Linked DNA regions of Homo sapiens: region 1 is linked to region 2. A link is a loop called in an ENCODE intact Hi-C map of the cell type or tissue named here. Cell type or tissue: endothelial cell of umbilical vein. All regions are shown on one strand. Region 1 overlaps PDE7B (phosphodiesterase 7B). Region 2 overlaps PDE7B (phosphodiesterase 7B).

Region 1 (5,000 bases), 73 kb after region 2:
TTTCTATGGCTTTTTTTTTTTTTTTTTTTTTTTTTTTTTTTTTTTTTTGAGACAGGGTCTCATTCTGTCAGCTAGGCTGGAGTGCAGTGGCATGATCATGGCTCATTGCAGCCTTGACCTTCCAGGCTCAAGCTATCCTCCCCACTCAGCCTCCCTAGTAGTTGGGACTACAGGTGCATGCCACCACACCTGGCTAATTTTTGGATTTTTTGTTGAGACAGGGCCTCACCATATTGCTTAGGTCTTGAACCCCTGGGCTCAAGCAATCTGCCCATCTTGGCCTCCCAAAGTGCTGGGATTTCAGGGTTGAGCCATTGTGCCCAGCCTGCTTCTTGAAATTACCACATGGTCAATAAAAAATAAAACAACAACAACAAAAAAACCGAGAATAAAGTCACAGATTTGAAGTGAATGATGGCCTCCAGCTTCCATCGGGACTGGGCTATTAAAGGATAGTTCAGAGGAGTGGATGATGGTCTCAGTGTTTCTTATCAGATTTAACAGTTGATCACAGTAGCATATCTCCAATGGACTATACTCAAATTTAATGTGACTAATCTTCACAGCATCCCTGTGCTCTAAGTGGGTATTGCTATTTCTCGGAAGGAGAAAATACCAAACAGTATATTTGCTGTTATCTACCCTGGATCCTTCATATTTACTCACACAAGTGCTGTGCATACTGGAAAAGAAGTAGGGTAACTAGATGGATTTTTCTTCTCAGTATTGGATCAAAACAAGACTAAGATAAAAGACTACAGTTGGACCAAATGAACATATTTCTGCTGTTTAGCATTTGACACAGGGACAGAGAATGAGTTAAAAAGAGAAACGGATACTTCTCTCAGCAACAAAGCTAGATTGTCTAAATGGGTTAATGTGAGAAAAACTTACAAAACAGTCCTCCTTGTTCTATATTGATAAAAATCTGTGCTTTTGCCTCCGTTATTTTCTCGCCTTTTGTAAGGATAGAAAACTAATACGGTATTATGTTACTTCTTAGTGGTAGGGAGTCTATACAATATGTAAGTTAAAGGGAATCTAAATCTATCACATATTAGTAGTTGAATCATTTGGTGAATCAGTGAATTTCTGACTGAAGTTAATTTTTAGCTCAAACATATTTGTGATCTATATAACAGCAAGTATCCTTGCTTGATTTGTTTGAATAAACAAATCTAGAAATCTAGAAAAACCAGTTTGAAAGACATTCTTGTTTACAAATGGACCAATAATTATGCCAAAATATAAAGTCATAATTTTGAAATTAGAAAATTATATGCTATTATTCTCAATATATTTATTTAGGTTTGCCTATTTGACACTAGGAAATTGATGTTCTCTTGGTAAAGATCCTGTGTCTAGGCATGTATCACCATCAAGTAGAGGTTTTATTTTAGTCAATGGTAAACTTTTCATGAGATTTGATCTAACTTTGAGAAATAAAAATAAAAAGCACCAACTCTCTCTCCTTCTCTGTGTGTGTGCATGTGTGTATCCATTTATTTAAAGAAAGCTGAGAAATTTATGGTGTTAATTAACAATTAAATTATAAAACAATTCCTTATAATAGGCTTTTAAAGAAAAAACCTCTTTATGTTTATGTTAATTCTCTTCATTAATTTTTATTTTAATGTAGTTCCAATTATTCCATTTACAAATAAGTTTAGACTATTTATAATTCACTCAAATTGTCTTGTTGTGAAATGTCTTTAGTTAATGGATATGGGCAAGGCTTTGCGCTGGTATCCCTGGGCTGGTAAGAACGTCTCTCAGACTAATCAGCTAAGCAGAGCAGAGGAAGATAACCTGTTTTGCACAGAACATATAGGTATGCTGGTCACTTTTAAGAACTTCACCACAACGGTCTTTTTCTAACACTAATTTTCTATTCTCCTCAGAAGAGACCAACTTCCCATTTGTCCACACTGGCTTTCATTTTCTGCTGTTACCCCTGAATCGACTCATACTCATCAGTGTCTTCACTGGCTGATTAAGCATGAGTCAGAAATTTGTTCTGCCAACAACAACAAAAAATACTATTTTTATCTCCTTCAGATGTAAACCTTTAAAAAATATATTTTTTAGAATCTTTAATGTTTTCAAGATAGTGGGATTCAGACACATTTCTATTGATACACACCATGCTTCCTTTTCCTGGATTTGTCAGAGGAAGTTGCATGTCTGTGGCTGGATTTAGATGGATTAGTATGGACTGAGTAGCGGTGGTACATATGTATGGAGCGTGGGGCCGGGGGAGGGTTAAGGTTTGGGACATGAACTTGGTGGCCAGAGGGCCTGGAGGCCTGTAGGATTTGTGTGACCAAAGGCCCGGGCCAAAGGGTCCCAGGGCAGCATGAAGGGACTTGGCCTCACTGATAAGAGGATGCAGAGTTGGGAGGGGACATGAAGAAGCAGGATGGATAGGTCTCATTCTGAATAATCTTTGATTATGGGGAAGCCAGTGCTTACTATTGATGAAAGTGCTGTTTTAGGAAGATTTGAGAGCATGAGGAAAGATAAAAACTGAGCCCTATGACTATGACTAACTCTGTTTTAGATCCTTTGAATTGCTGATAGCACTCACTGTTTCTATGCCACATTTTCTGTAGTAATATTTTTTAAAATGAGAGCTTTAGTACATGCTAATATAATAATTCTTAGCATTCTCGAATTGTTTAATACGTATTTGTAGTTATTATGAGGAGTTGCTATCTTATTCTTTACTCTCAACAATGCCAAACCTGTGCTAGATCCTCAATAAGTGCTTGTTGAATATAATTGAATAAATGAGATTCATTAGTCTTCTAATATAATAAAGACAGTGTTCTTGAGTTTAAAAAGTCTCTTCCAATCGGATTTTGAGTGTATTATAGGCTCTATTGTATCCATGACTTCTATAAATTGTGGAGACATTTCAGTTGGCTTTAATGGCTTTCTAACTCTGAATCCATTTATACATGTGCTTTGCTGCAAAAGATTAATTAATAATTAAATATTTCCTTACTCTAGGTAGGATGGAGTCAAATGTATCTTTGGTGAAATAGAAGCTTCAGATAAAATTTGTGTAACTCAGCCCTGTTGAGGAGAACCATACTATTTTTTTCACCTCTAGTAATATAACTGTGAATGATACATTCATCTTTTCATTTTCGTATGAAGTGTAAAATAACTCATCCACTTTAACAAATGTGCTTATTCTGAAGTGTTTCCTCAATGGAATTCACAAGACACAATCTCAGTGGTAATTAGGCCAATGTCCTCTCCTTCCCACCTCCCTTCTTAATATACATAAAACACACACACACACACACACACACACACACACACACACACACACACACAGATCCAATACAAGAACAGGCAACTTTAGTTCTTAGTATAATTTCTATGAGTTTACTTCTGCAGGAGATTAAAGGAAGGGGTAGTTTAAAAACAGAACTGAGAAACTGGGATCCCTCTTAGATTTCTGCAAGCTGTTTTTCAGGCTGCTGTTGTTTATTACTTTGCTTACTCAAGTTAATTATACCTCTCCTCCTATGTCTCTTTGGATAGACCCGAGTTTTTATAAGGGCTGGTCCACATCCACTTGACTGGTGAAGGAAAGAAAGCATGCTTTTTATTACCACCAGTACTTGTCTTATGAAAGATAGGAAACTCAAAGTTAAGCTTGAAATCTCTACCTCTACCTTGGTCACTTTGTTAATCTGCCCGAATTTTGAGGTTCAATCTGCCTTAATGCTCACCATTAATTCAGCCCATCAGTTAACCATAAACCCTTTAATAATGTCCCACAGGAATTCCTGAGTAGACACAAGTTTCTGGCTTGCTTTGAAATTACACAAGGCCTCCTCATAGAAATGGTTAGGACTGTCAACAGACATGCTCTTTTTACCTAGTTTAAGGGAGAAGAAGGCTGCTTCTGTGCCAGCTTATAACAGTCTTGCTGCCTTCTCAGCTGTATCAGGGGCGCTCAACCCTGGCTGAACGTTAGAGTCACCTGGGGAGCTTTCAAAAATATCAGTGCTTGAGCCTGATGCTAGAATCACTGCATGATGAGACTGGAGCATCTGAATTTTAAAAATCTTCCCAGGTAATTCCAAGGGTTAGCCAGGCTTGAAAACGATGGAGTTAAGAACCAAGAAGACACTCCTCTGAAAGATGAAATAGGTGATACCTTCAACTCTATTGCGGAATGCTAAGATGTTGGCTAAGGCTGAACTTTTGATGTTTATCTTTAGAGTCACATTCAGGATAGCCTTCACCTCTCACCAGTTGAGTCCACCTATCAGAGTTGTCTCCATTTTTTTCATGCCACCTACAGAAATGTGACCTGGCCCAATGTAGCAGGGGTTGACCAGACTGCAGAGGACGGGGAGTTCAGCTCACAATGAGGATGGAGAAGGTAACAACTGGGCGTGATGATAGGAGCATTTGGACCACTAAAGGGTTTCACAACTCACTGTGTGACATTGGGCAAGTCACTGAATTTTCTCCAACCATATTCTCCAGCCAAGTAAATAAGAAGTCATTACCCTACACTTACTTCACAGGGCTGTTGGGAGGGGCACATGAGATTGTGTACTTGAAAGCACTTTATAAACTGTAAAGTTTCATACTTCATAGAAATTACTATTCCCACTTATGGAACAGAGTTACTTTGAAGTTTATTAAGTGTGTTCTTTCCATGGACCAAACACTGGGAAATAATATTTTAATATCCGTAGATGAAACATAAATGGACATGTAGCACATATTTTGAGTCACATTTTCCTTCATTTGCTATCATTTATCCTGAATATAAACCATCCACAAACTCTAGCTACAGGGAACAATTAAGTAAAAAGGAAAGTTAATCTGTTTATTCTAATGCATAAAAACTTGGAAAAAAAAATTTGAAGTATCATCACAGGTGTTATTAAGTGTTTACTGCCCAAGACCCAGTGTTAGGCACTGTGCAGTGCTGGCTTGATTTGAACTTTAACATATTATAAGCTAAA
Region 2 (5,000 bases):
TATCTGGATCAATGCCATTAACTAACCTTTTAAAATAAAAAAAGCAGATTAGAGAACACTTAATATTTTTTCAACAATATTGTTATTCATGAGACTTGATTATGCTAATATTATTTGAGAATGACATATTATAGTCATATAAAATGTGAAAAATATAGGCCTGAAAGCAAATTGGATGGGTATTTATAAAGATTAATAAATATTCTAACTGGATATCATTGTGAAATTATAAATAATTTGCCTTAATATCATTGACAGATTCTAACCCAAAAGAATTCAAATATATTGGATTTCCTCTCCTGTTCAATTGGAATTCAAGGACTTAATCCACTTTTAATTACACTGTTCCTGTTGTTGCATCAAAAGGTATGTTTATCAACTGGTTTTGAGTTTAAGTAGCTGTTTCTTAAAATTCATTTTAAATCTTCTGTTTTTTTTTTTTTATATAGGCTTTCATACTTTAAGATACAGTGCAGCTGAATACAGTTGAATATAGTTGAGTTGAGCTATTCAACTGATCAGTTCCCTGCAACTTAATATGTATGCTGAGAAAGAGTTGACTCTTGGGGGAATTTCTAATTTTTTGATATTTATCAGTTTAATATACTTAAAGTTTTGGGGTCTTTTGTGCTCATTTGAATTCAGATTTCTGTTTGCATAACACTTTAATGATGACTCGGATTAGAGATAGTTTCATTGATCAATAGACAGAAAAAGAGATTTGCCATCTTTTAAACTGATTCTTTAAGCACTTCATTTACCATTCTGAATTTTTTAACATTAATTTTTGTGATATTTTTACCAAGGCAATTCATCTCTGCTCTATTTTCTGATGAAGATATTGTGATTTTAACAGTAATTTAAAACAAACAAAAATTGAAGATAATTTTTCACACTTTATAACTGTATATTATAGAACTAAGTGTTTAAAAAAGCTGAAAATGACTCATTTAAAAGACCTAGTTTGTTTTAATTGGCTAGATATTAATTTCAAAAATTTAAAATAGGCAATAACTGTATTCTTGAATGCCTTAAAAACTCTGCACATTTATATAATCAAATGCTTTTTAAAGAATATTAGCCTTGCTTTTCTGAGACAGTTTTGAACTGTACAATTTCAAGGACTGAATTGAAGGGGAAACCATTAGGACTTGTTGATGGAGGATGCATTCACTACTGATTATTTTCTAATTCCTCCATGGATTTGATCAGTGTAGCCTCACATGTACATATTTACTTATGCACGTGCTTGTGAATGGTTTAAAGATGATTCACTGCATGCTGAGAGTGTTTTCTCCTCATGATTTGTCCCCGCTTGCTTACTGCTTCCAGCTCCTCAGCCTTTAAAGCAAAAGCACATTTTAAAGTTATTTCAAAATTATTTCTTTCTCCTTTGCTATGGGCAGTGTAAACCCTAAATAAAATTCTAAGCCCCCCAACCAACTGAATTGATCCCTCCTCTGGGCCAAGGGCATTCTAACGTAAACCTGAAACACTAGTTCAGGCTATGAGGGGAAGGGGTGGTTGGACATGCCTCATTATACCTTCCTCCCTTAGGAATTCAGGCACAGGTGACCAGCACTGACATTAAAACAGAGACCTTAAGACTGACAAAACAGATGCTTTGTCGCAATAAGATACTAACATGAGATAGCAGGCCCTGAAAGAAATCGAAGTATTTTACCCCAAAACAGATTGCTTTGACATATATTTGACCCATTCTATGTATTTTTTCTGATCCAGGAGAGAATCAACTAAAGAGTCTGGCACCTTTTAAAGTGTGATTAAGAAACATTTACAATCGATTCTCTCTGAAGCCTGCTACCCAGAGGCTTCATCTGTGTAATAAGAATCTTGAAGGCCGGGCACGGTGGCTCACGCCTGTAATCCCAGCACTTTGGGAGGCCGAGGCGGGTGGATCACAAGGTCAAGAGATTGAGACCATTCTGGCTAACACAGTGAAACCCCGTCTCTACTAAAAACACAAAAAAATTAGCCGGGCGTGGTGGCGGGCGCCTGTAGTCCCAGCTACTCTTGAGGCTGAGGCAGGAGAATGGTGTGAACCCGGGAGGCGGAGCTTGCAGTCAGCCGAGATCGCGCCACTGCACTCCAGCCTGGGAGACAGAGCGAGACTCCGTCTCAAAAAAAAAAAAAAAAAAAAAAAAAGGAATCTTGGTCTCCACAACCCCTTCTCTTAACCCAGGCACTCCCTTCTATTGATTCCAGGTCTTTAGATTTTTCAACCAATTGCCTATCAGAAAATCTTTGAATCCACTAATGACCTGGCACGCCGCCCCCACTCCCAGCCCCAACTCTCCTAGTTGTCTTGCCTTTCCGGACAGAACCAATGTACATCTTTCATGTACTGTTGGATGTCTTATGTTAAAATGCTCAAAACCAAGCTGTAGCCTGACCACCTTGGGCACATGTTCTCAGGCCCTCCTGGGCCTGTGTCACGGGCCGTTGGTCACTCATATTTGGCTCGGACTAACTCTCTTCAAATATTTTACAGAGTCTTAACTCTTTTTCGTCGACAGCAGCTAACAATTGAACTGTTTGGGGGATTAAAACATGAATCACAAACATTCCTTTCAGGTGGCATTTCATTTTTTTCTTCTGAAGGAAATCAAGAACCAGAAATTCAGTTTCTTCTAAATTAATTAGATCATTGTTTGCTGCTTTTCCTCTTCCTGACCTTCTCTTTTCATTGATTCTGGAAGGGAAGTGTGTGTTCCACTCATCTCAAAGGAATGCTTGCAATTTGGCGGTAGATTATGCAAACTCCAATTAGCGATCCACAAGGTGTTGAAAAAACAAGGCCTGATGTGTGGGAAATACTGGCAGCTCACTTCCAGCACTTGAAAAACACCTTCCTTGCTTAGATGTGAAGCCACATCTATATCAACATTAAATGCTGGTCAAAAATCACACTTAGAATAGTTGAAATAGAATACAAAACCAAAGCAAACCAAAAAAGTTAAAAAGAAGAAGTCAAACACTTTAATTCTAGTTATGCTTCCGGCATAGAAGTCCCTAGATATTGCTAGTCAAGTCTTAATTAGAATGTCCTATGTAGTTTTAGGTTTTATGTTAAATTCTAACACATTTCATGCCTTCATTTCAATTAAAAATATTTACACTGGGCTTTGGGTATACAGGTCTTCATAAAGTCTAGTAGGGATTTGAAAGTGGGCAATGGAAATCAGCAAAGGCAGATGATTAGGGCTGAGAAACAGAAATAAATTCAATAAAGTCTCACTTAGAATTGGGATTATTTGGTTTGGAGAAAAATGGGTAAATTGTTCCTTTGAAGATGCTTTAAGCTGAAAATTTTACATGCATGCCTCATCTTATTATCTAGAACATTTCTGTGAATGAAGGAGAAAGATACATTCCCAATGTGTGGAGGAATTCCTACAGAGAAAAAACATGGTTGTTGTGTTGGGTGCAATGGCTCACACCTGTAATTCCAGCATTTTGGGAAGCTGAGGTGGGAGGATTGCTTGAAGTAAGGAATTTGAGACCTGGGCAACATAGCAAGACCCTATCTCTATAAAAAATATTAAATTAGCTGGGTGTGGTCGCATACACCTGTGGTTCCATCTACTTGGGAGGCTGAGATGGGAGGATCACTTGCGGCCAGGAGTTCTAGGCTGCAGTGAGCTACCATCTATTGTGCCACTGTGCTCCAGCCTGGGTGACACAGTGAGGCCTCATTTCAAAAAAAAAAAAAAAAAGGTTATGGTTATCCAAAGGAATACTCAGGGAGTCATTGATAAGGATGTAACCAGTATTCATATTTCCCTAGCTTCAGCTTTGTGCTCTGTCTCTCCATTTCTTCTGCTTTTGTTCTTCGGTTGCTAAGTGATATTCAACTTTTTTTCTTTTTAAAGAGTATTTATCATGAGACTTTGTGTAACAGGATATATTGCATACCTGAAGGTTTTTTAAAAATCCTAAAAAGGATTTTTAGTAAAAACTTTAAATATCTGTTTTCATAACTGGTTTGCACCTGCATAGCGAAAGGGCTGAACATCTATTCTTTTGCAGTTGCCCAGGCTATGCCTATTTCATTAACTTATTCAAAGATCCAAAGTGCCACATTCATGTTCTCTAAGGGCTTTGAATCTCTCATATTTGTGGGTGCTATAATAAGAAAATGATGGCTTTGTAAAGGAGCATCAATAACGTTTCATTTCTGTTCAGTATTTGGTTCGGAGTCATCCCACCTCTCCTATCTACTCTGAGACCATGCATCTTGCCTTCTAAAAGGACCAAACCAAACCCAAACAGCAAACATGGAATCCAAGGTGCACATCTGCTCTAAGGGTTATTGAGTCATCCTGGGGGAGTCAGTCACATTTCCCAGCATTAAGTATAATATTATGGGCAAGGCCTTTGTGCTGTTGTGCAATGGAAACAGGAATTGCTGTATTGCCTCGCAGGTAGAAGAGTCTTTCCTTCTGAACTGCTATTAAGTCAGACTGGCTAAAAATAAGGAAAGAGCCACATATAGACATGCCTGGATAAAACTTAAAACAAACAAACAAAAAAAGCCTTTATGGAAATCACTGGATTGTGAACTTTGAGGAAGCCATTGGCAGTGGTGTGTAAAATTGGTGACCTTGTTGTAAACCACCAGTTAGAACTCTGAAGATCACAGGGGGAAATACTATTTTCACATTGTTACTAAGAACTGATAAAAAATAAAGAGCATATCTTAGTGGTTAAAATCTGAAATATTAACTGTTCCATAATAGCTGCTATTCTAGAAATCTGATCTTTCTGAAATTTATGCCTAATCAGACTTTGAAAAATCCAGAATAAACTAAACTATTTAGATGAAAACGTTACATGATCACCATGTAATAGAATCTGAGACACTGAACTCTATAATTTAATATTAATTGATATACGGTTGTATACCCTGAATTTCTTGTTTGCTGTTGGGTTTGGTTTGGTTTTTTTGGAAAGCAACATGTATGGCTTCAGGGTATATG

The links. Hi-C counts contacts between places; a loop is a spot of excess contacts. Peaks named below come from ENCODE experiments on the same cell type or tissue, not always from the same donor. Only the 100,000 strongest peaks of a DNase experiment are listed, where the experiment ranks them.
Region 1: it touches region 2 in a loop (6-fold over the local background); 1 of 110 quality-filtered maps calls a loop at or near these places.

What each region holds. Positions count from the first base shown.
Region 1 is chr6:135,992,462-135,997,461 of GRCh38, reverse strand. All of the region lies in intron 2 of PDE7B (phosphodiesterase 7B), which reads right to left. Among named protein-coding and RNA genes, the nearest start is that of PDE7B-AS1, 78 kb to the left of the region's middle. In endothelial cell of umbilical vein, no CTCF peak of the experiment used is centred here; a DNase peak (open chromatin) is centred at 2,061; H3K27ac peaks cover 1,745 bases.
Region 2 is chr6:136,065,590-136,070,589 of GRCh38, reverse strand. The region is part of intron 2 of PDE7B (phosphodiesterase 7B); the gene reads right to left. PDE7B-AS1 (PDE7B antisense RNA 1) reads left to right here. Exons shown (of 4, transcript NR_149042.1): 3 at 259-366. Among named protein-coding and RNA genes, the nearest start is that of PDE7B-AS1, 4.7 kb to the left of the region's middle. RefSeq lists an enhancer at 2,387-2,931. In endothelial cell of umbilical vein, no CTCF peak of the experiment used is centred here; DNase peaks (open chromatin) are centred at 1,269, 2,749 and 4,379; H3K27ac peaks cover 3,953 bases.